2 separate regions of the Homo sapiens genome follow, and region 1 is linked to region 2. Evidence: chromatin contacts called from ENCODE Hi-C or POLR2A ChIA-PET data. All regions are on one chromosome and are shown on one strand. Each heading gives the region's core, a stretch centred on a gene start or an enhancer-like site at or near the end of the contact. The rest is flanking DNA. Distances are from core to core; before and after follow the strand shown.

Region 1 (4,261 bases), core at 1,469-3,968, 290 kb after region 2:
AAAACACAACTGGAGGCTGAGTGCTGCATCCCCTACTCCAGTCCCAGGGTCAGCAGGCAGCTGCAGGTGGTCCTGACATTTCCCACTGCTTATTAAAAAGGAAAACATTTAATAAAACAAAACACACGCTTGTCGCTCAGCAGGTCCAGGCACTGCCAAGGATACTGATTCCCATTTACTTCAACGCTCCGATTGGTGCTTCTTGTCTGCTTTCCCTGGAAATGGGCTTGCAGACTGGAAAACAGAGTACAGTGAGAGAAAAAACCACGCTTATCCCAAAATGAAAGAAGGGGAAAGGCACACCCTCTCCAGATAATACTATGAGAAAGGCTTCACCCCAGCCCCTTCACACGTGAGATTCTGCACTCCCTCCAGGGATAGGTTTGTGGGATTCCCTGCGATGCTGACACCTGAGAGCCTGGACCACATCCCACAGTCCCAGGATTTTCAGGTATTCATGCCAGCAGCAGATGGAGCTTATAAATAACAATACAAATGTTCAAGTTGAGTGGGAGCTTAAATATCCTCATTTCTTTATTATTTTATTTATTTATTTATTTATTTTTTTGAGATGGAGTCTCACTCAGTCACCCAGGCTGGAGTGCAGTGGCACGATCTCAGCCCACCACAACCTCCATCTCCTGGGTTTAACCAATTCTCCTGCCTCAGCCTCCCGAGTAGCTGGGACTACAGACGCATGCCACCATGCCCAGCAATTTTTTGTATTTTTATTAGAGACAGGGTTTCACCATATTGGCCAGGCTGGTCTAGAACTCCTGGCCTCAGGTGACCCACCCACCTCAGCCTCCCAAAGTGCTGGGATTACAGGTGTGAGCCACTGCACCCAGCCAAATATCCTCATTTCATAGAACAGGATGGCAGGCCCAGAAGGTCAGGTGAACAACCCAGATGATGGGCAATGGCAAATGTTCCCTCTTGTCCACACCAGTGCTCTTACCCACCCAGGGCAGTGGGAGGCCTATGAGATCTCTGACATTGTTTTCAAACATGTTTGGAATCACAGGCAAGTAAAGACTACTGCTGTCCAAGAAGAAAATAAAGATCACCTGTAATTTTCCCATCCCAGAAATAACTTCTGTGAATGCTGTGGAATATATCTGCCTCTGTGCTTGCCTCTCCCCCTCCCTTCTAATTCTATGCTCAACACTAGAGAAAACAGTTTTCAAGCACATATATAAGGGTTATGACATTGTCCGTATACCAGGCCTCAAAGGATTACTTGATAAATTCCAAAGAATCAATGTCATACAGATCATGTTCTCAGACCAGAATGCCAAAAAATTAGAAATGAATAACAGAGGGATAGTTTATACAAACATATTACTGGAAACTAAATAATATATTTTAAAAGGTAAAAAAAAAAAAAAAGTATAGCAAATTGCTAGTTGCTTAGAGTATCAATGAAATGGCAATGTATCAAAATGTGTAGGACTTACAGCAGTAGATAGAAATTATAACTTCAAACACAAGTAAAACTGTAAATTCAAGAAGTTGGAATAAGATCAACAGAGCCAAGAAACAAGAAGGAAAAATAAGTAAAGAAAGGCAAAAATCAATAAAATGGAGAAGGAAAAAACAGAAAGAAATGACCAAATCAAAAGCTAATTATTTGAAAAGATTAGTGAAATAAAATTCTGGCAAGACTGATCGAGAAAAAGAGTGAGAAAGGCCAGGAACGGTGGCTCACGCCTGTAATCCCAGCACTTTGGGAGGCTGAGGCGGGCGGATCACAAGGTCGGGAGTTCAAGACCAGCCTGGCCAATATGGTGAAACCCCATTTCTACTAAAAATACAAAAATTAGCTGGGCGTGGTTGTGCGCACCTGTAATCCCAGCTACTCAGGAGGCTGAGCCAGGAGAATCGCTTGAACCTGGGAGGCGGAGGTTGCAGTGAGCCGAGATCACACTATTGCACTCCAGCCTGGAGCAATAGAGTGAGACTCCGTCTCAAAAAAAAAAAAAAGAAAAAAGAAAAAAAGAAAAAGAGTGAGAAAATGAAATTGCAATAGATAAAACCTACAATGAAAAAGGGGGAAAAACAATTACAGGCACAACAAAGATGAAAGAATAATGTAATTGCAGTAACCCTTCTGAAGTAACGTTGTCAAAATATCAAACCTAAACCTGATCATGGATTTGAGATGGGATAGTTCCTTTGACCCCCTTCATGGGCAGGAACTGGAGTGGCTCGTTTCACTCAGCCCGTCACTGGCCACTCCTCGCATGGGGGAGCGTAAGAGCAAGCGGGTGCAGGAACCCAAGCAAACGAACCCCAGAACCCGCCGGTCGCTCCTCTCTGGAGGGAGCAGGCTCTATGCATGCTACACAGCAGTGTCCATGCATGTTTCAACCAGCGCTCTTTCAGCTCTGCCGTCCAGGTACGGCCAAGTGCCAACCAGCTCAGTGGAGAGTCAGGGTGGTAGCCCCTGCCCTCTTGGCACCTGAGTTCTCGTTTGGCGTCCAGGAAGAATCAGCTCACACGAACCGTTTGAAAGGTGATGAATGCGGAAGACTTCATTGAGCGGTGGGTGGCTCTCAGCGGAAAGGGAGGCTGGAAAGCAGATGGGAACGTGAGCTTTCTCTGAAGCCCGGCAGTCTCCGGCCAGGTCCCTCTCTGAAGCCGCACCGTCTGAAGTTAGCCGCATCTATCCATTGTCTCTGACACTCAGCTGCGTGTATCCTCGCCGCTCAGCCGCTTCTATTGCGCTGCCAGCTGAAGTCTTTTATGGGCACAGGATAGGGGCGGGGCAGGCCAAAAAGGCAACATTTGCTTGGAAAACCAGGATCACCTGTTTTCACTTAGGGCGGTGGTTCCTGGCTTAGGGGTGGGGTTTAGCTGGGAGCCCAGCCCTTCTGTATCAGATTGAGATTTAACTACCAATTTACAGGAATACAGAGGACAAGGGAACGTGTCAAACTAGAGATGCAATCATAGGAAACTCTGGGAGGAAAACAGAAAGCTGAAAAGAAACAGAGGTTATGAGAAATTAAAAGGCAGGTCTGCCAAGTGCAATGTGTAAACTTTGGATTCTGATTCAAATGACAAAGTTATCTCCCCCGCCAAAAAAAAAAAAAAAGACATTTGTGAGAAAATTGGAAGTTTAAACACTAATGGGGAGTTTCTTGATGTTGATAAATTATTATCTGGGGAGGAGGTAATGACACTGTGAACAGGTTGAAAAAGAGTCTTTGTCTTTTGAAGATTTTTACCGGAGCATTTGCAGGTGTCATTATACAATGTCAGAGATTTACTTCAAAGAATTGTGAGGGGATGTGGGCGGGGCTCTAGATGAAACAACATTGGCCATGAATTGATAACTGCTGAAGCACCAGAGGTTTATCAATCCACTTTTGAATGTATTCGAAATTTTCTAAAAAAAAAAAAAGTTTTTAGAGTATTATGAACAACTGTATCCAAATAATGTGAAACTTTAGATATTATAGACAACTTTGTGGGGAAATACTAAATGCCAAGATATAGTATACTTGAATAGACTAACAAGCATTAAAGAAATTGAAACGCTAATCATAGCTCCTCTCCCTAAAGCCCAGATAGCTTTACAAATATGCTCTACCTGTCTTCAAGAGACAGATTTTTTTATCTCACAAATTGTTGCAGCAAGTGAAAAAGAGAAAATTGTCCAGCCTTTTTTATGAAGCTAATGTAATCTTGATTCAAAACTAGATTGGGCCAATACAAAAAAAAAAAAAAATTACATGCTCATTGTATTTCTGAATAAGTGATATGGTTTGGCTGTGTCCCCACCCAAATCTCAAATTGAATTGTATCTCCCAGAATTCCCACGTGTTGTGGGAGGGACCCAGGGAGAGGCAATTAAATCATGGGGGTTGGTCTTTCCTGTGCTATTCTCATGATAGTGAATAAGTCTCACGAGATCTGATGGGCTTATCAGAGGTTTCTGCTTTTGCTTCTTCCTCTTTTTTTTTTTTTTTTTTTTTAGACAGAGTCTTGCTTTGTCACCCAGGCTGGAGTGCAGTCGCTCAATCTTGGCTCACTGCAACCTCCGCCTCCCAGGTTCAAGCAATTCTCCTGCCTCAGCCTCCTGAGTAACTAGGATTACAAGCACCCGCCATCACATCTGGCTAATTTTTGTATTTTTAGTAGAGACAATTTCACCATGTTGGCCAGGCTGGTCTTGAACTCCTGACCTCATGATCTACTCGTCTTGGCCTCCCAAAGTGTTGGGATTACAGGCGTGAGCCACCATGCCCAGCCACTT
Region 2 (4,114 bases), core at 1,243-3,742:
CCTCAAAGTTAGCCGAGGGCTAGGCAGGATGGAGGCAGGGAGAGAAGGCGGGCTGACCTGCGCTCCAGTCCCTATGCAAACCTGGAAGGTGAGCAGGGAGAAGAACCCCTGATGCCACCCAGGGCCCCGCTCTGACCTGCAGGCTCATAGGTGGGCAGTCATTATGGGACTTTAAGCAGAGTGACAAGGTTTGATTTATAAAACTTCAGCCTGAAATATTCGCCTTTTTTCCACCCTCAACCTCTTCCCATCCTAACTCATTCTTCAGGCTTCTTCATGGATGAGATTTTCTTCCATCTGTACGGATACCCCTCATTGTTTAGGTTAGGTGGCCTCCCTCTTCTCTCCTCACTCAGGGCTTAGTACCTTTGGTCATCATAATACCGCCCATTTTGTATGGTTCATTGCTTCTTGTTTGTCTTCCTCCATACTGTAAGTGCTTGTTCACCCCCCAGCCCCAGTGCCCAGCACAGTACCTGCTTCAAAATATCAACTTGCTGTACTAATGGAGGATAAATGGATTAATGTTTACTTTTTAGCTATTTCATATTTATTTTATATTTAGCTCTTATTACATATTTAGATTTTATTCGATTAGCTTTCTTTTTCTCCCTTAACCACTGAATAAAGTTCCTTTTGAAAACGTCAGCCTGGCTCTAATGGACAGGGAGAAAAAAGAAAAGATAACTTTAAACAGCTTGGAAGGAAAATTAAAGATAGAGAAGTTTCCCCTCCCCCCTCCCCCACCCTCCGCATCCCCTTCCCTCTCCCTTTTCCTCCCTCTCTCTGTCAGCTCTTTGAGATGGTGGAAGCCTCAAGCAGAGATCCAAGGTGGAGGAGGCATTCCCTTCCACAAAGAAGACCTCTTGTGCAGCCGCTCTAAATAAAGGGACGCTGTTCTCTTGAAAGCATCTCTAGAGTTTTCTATGCAGTGTGTTTACGGGTGCCTAGGAGAACCTGGCAAAGCAATGTGCGGTTCCTATATACGCTAAAATCCCAGGCTCCGAAAAAATACAGAGTGAAACAGCAGATTCTCCTCCCCGGCGTGGGATCCAATTTTTGCCCGGCATAAGTGTATAGTAAATTTCCCAGCCTTAAAGCACTTCCCGAGAGATGCTTTGAGCGCTCGCGGTACCAGTGCGTAAACGCCGCTCCCCGGCTGGCGCGGGTGTGCGCCAACTCCAACCTGCGCGCAAGTCTGCCGGTGCGCGCTCCAGTCCCACAGCTCCGAGTCCCCGCAGTGAAAGGAGGGGGCGGTGCACCGGGGTAGATGGGCCCCTGAGGACTCCCGGGGTTCAGTTTTCCGCGGAACTCTGCCTGCAGCAGTCTGGCGGGAACGTGCTGCGGAGCTCATCCCATCTTGGCTTCTCCAAAAGGGTTTATACGGACTGGCGAGTCTTTGCCCTGCCTCCTCCAAGTGTCTGGCACCAGTTCTACCGTTTGAAATGGTCTTGGACTGGGATACGAGGCCTCAAAGTCAGAAGACGGCAGGGCAGGATGGAGGCGGGCAGAGAAGGCTGGCTGACCTGTCCTCCAGCCCCTATGCAAACCTGGAAGGGGAACAGGGAGAAGGACCACCGATGCCACCCCGAGCCCGGCTCTGGCCTGCAGGCTTGGCAGGCGCGGAGGCGGAGGCTGCCAGGTCCCCGGGAGGCAAACGCAGCGCCGCAGTGATTGCTGGCGGAGAGCCCAGAGCCGCGCGTCTGAGCGACAAGCTGCCTATGAGTGTGGCTCCTGCGCTCACCAAGATTCGCAGGGAGCTCAGCCCTGTCCCCAGTGATTGAGCAGAGGCTCATCCAGAGGGGTCAGGTGGAGGGCTCAAATGGAGCTTCTCCTGGAACGAGGGGCCAAGTCACCAGGGTGGCTGAGGAAAGTGTCCTCAAAGCTTAGAGACTGTCACTTCCCAGGTGAATCAGCTAGCCAGGTAACTGAGCTAGATATTTTGTGGGGGTGTTTCCTAAACACAGCCTCAGGAAAGTTGTTTTCGGGACACCTGGACCAGGGAGTCGTCGCCTCTGGCTTCTCGGTAGCTGGAGCGCGGCCCGGAGCGCGGCGCTGGCACATCGCCCCCACACATGACCGTTTCCCATTGCCACAGGCAAGCCGCCTCTGCAGAGCTGTCTCAGGGCTCTGGGCTTCATTCCCTGGAAGTTGATTGTCCTCCACTCCAGCTGTTTCCCAAATCCTTCCTTCCTCCCAGCACCCCTCGTGCAACGACGATTCCAGCTGCGGACCGCATCTGTGTCAGTTACTTCCAAGCCACCTACTGCCCCCTCGCGGAGTGCGTGGGGCTCCCGGCTCGCAGACTCCCACGGCAAGTAGCAAGCAGCAAAAGGCGTGGTAGCTGCGGCGGTGGAATGAGACAGTTGTCAACAGCTGGCGCAGCTGCCGCGCTGCGCACCGGGACTGGCGAGTACGCAGCCCAGGTACTGCCCCTTCCCAGTGACGTCTCTGCAGGGGGTTATAAAAGCCTCGTGCGCAGCTAACTCGCGAGCTGAGCAACCCGAACCGAGAGGTGCCCGCGAAACTGCAGGCGGCGGCAGCGGCAGCAAAAGAGAAGGAAAAATCTCCAGCTGGATACGAAGCTCCAGAATCCTGGCCATAGGCTCAGAACTTTTACAGGTCGCGCTGCAATGGGCCCCCACTTCGCTCCTAAGTCCTCACGCAGCACAGGGCTTTGCCTTTCCCTGCGGAGGAAGGAGAAATAGGAGTTGCAGGCAGCAGCAGGTGCATAAATGCGGGGGATCTCTTGCTTCCTAGAACTGTGACCGGTGGAATTTCTTTCCCTTTTTCAGTTTACCGCAAGAGAGATGCTGTCTCCAGACTTCTGAACTCAAACGTCTCCTGAAGCTTGAAAGTGGAGGAATTCAGAGCCACCGCGGGCAGGCGGGCAGTGCATCCAGAAGCGTTTATATTCTGAGCGCCAGTTCAGCTTTCAAAAAGAGTGCTGCCCAGAAAAAGCCTTCCACCCTCCTGTCTGGCTTTAGAAGGACCCTGAGCCCCAGGCGCCAGCCACAGGACTCTGCTGCAGAGGGGGGTTGTGTACAGATAGTAGGGCTTTACCGCCTAGCTTCGAAATGGATAACGTCCTCCCGGTGGACTCAGACCTCTCCCCAAACATCTCCACTAACACCTCGGAACCCAATCAGTTCGTGCAACCAGCCTGGCAAATTGTCCTTTGGGCAGCTGCCTACACGGTCATTGTGGTGACCTCTGTGGTGGGCAACGTGGTAGTGATGTGGATCATCTTAGCCCACAAAAGAATGAGGACAGTGACGAACTATTTTCTGGTGAACCTGGCCTTCGCGGAGGCCTCCATGGCTGCATTCAATACAGTGGTGAACTTCACCTATGCTGTCCACAACGAATGGTACTACGGCCTGTTCTACTGCAAGTTCCACAACTTCTTTCCCATCGCCGCTGTCTTCGCCAGTATCTACTCCATGACGGCTGTGGCCTTTGATAGGTGAGATTAGCCTTTGTGAAAAGGCGAGAAAGTGCTCATAGAGGACCACGGCATTGCTGTGAGGTTTGGAACTGGGTGGGGTATGGGTCAAGTGGAAGATTGGCCACTCTGAGGGTTTTTTTACTGATCAACTGAGTCATTTGTTGATGGGGAACTTCATCTTATGTATTTCAACTTTTTTTCCTCTTTTTTACCCATCACTCTCTCTCTTCCTTTCAACACACATCCCCCTTTTCTTCATTTAACTCCCCTTTCTTCATCTCTTCTCCACTCATCTTCCTGACACTTTCAACTTCTGCTTTGCTCCTTTCCATATATTCCTTCTCCCCTTTACCCTTGCAGGCTGCAAACAATACCTAGGGTTTGGTCAAAGGACTAGACCCTGGAAGGGGCTTTGTAAATTCCTCCAGGCCTGTTTTTCTGTCAGACAGCCTCTTGTTGCCTTCCTGTTTTAAGTACACCTAGAGGATTCTGGGACTTTCTGCTCCCACTGCAACTCTCCAGTTTGTTGTTGTAGTTGTTGTTGTTGTTTGGTTGGTTGGTTCGTTGGTTTGTGTTTGTTTGTTTGTTTGTTTTGGATGTGAAAGAGCATTTCATCAGTATCATAAGATACTCAGAATTCTAATGCAGTTTACTCTGTAATGCTAG

Evidence for each region. Hi-C counts contacts between places; a loop is a spot of excess contacts on that map. ChIA-PET counts read pairs that join two places held with the same protein, here RNA polymerase II (POLR2A). Pooled maps may share reads with other maps.
Region 1: a loop to region 2 is called in a pooled map, with 3 times the contacts of the local background. The contact joins the promoter of LINC01291 here to the promoter of TACR1 in region 2. A Hi-C loop is called at or near these places in 6 of 168 maps with a recorded cell type or tissue (A673, B cell, Caco-2 and 3 more), 7 of 37 single-sample maps with no recorded cell type and 18 of 50 pooled maps. POLR2A ChIA-PET finds 5 or more read pairs at or near these places in 2 of 52 experiments (BJ and Panc1).

Annotation. Positions count from the first base shown.
Region 1 is chr2:74,907,418-74,911,678 of GRCh38, reverse strand. It overlaps LINC01291 (long intergenic non-protein coding RNA 1291), which reads right to left and starts at 2,718. Exons shown (of 5, transcript NR_189601.1): 1 at 2,506-2,718.
Region 2 is chr2:75,197,898-75,202,011 of GRCh38, reverse strand. It overlaps TACR1 (tachykinin receptor 1), which reads left to right and starts at 2,492. Exons shown (of 5, transcript NM_001058.4): 1 at 2,492-3,466. The coding sequence starts at 3,078. All of the region lies in intron 2 of TACR1-AS1 (TACR1 antisense RNA 1), which reads right to left.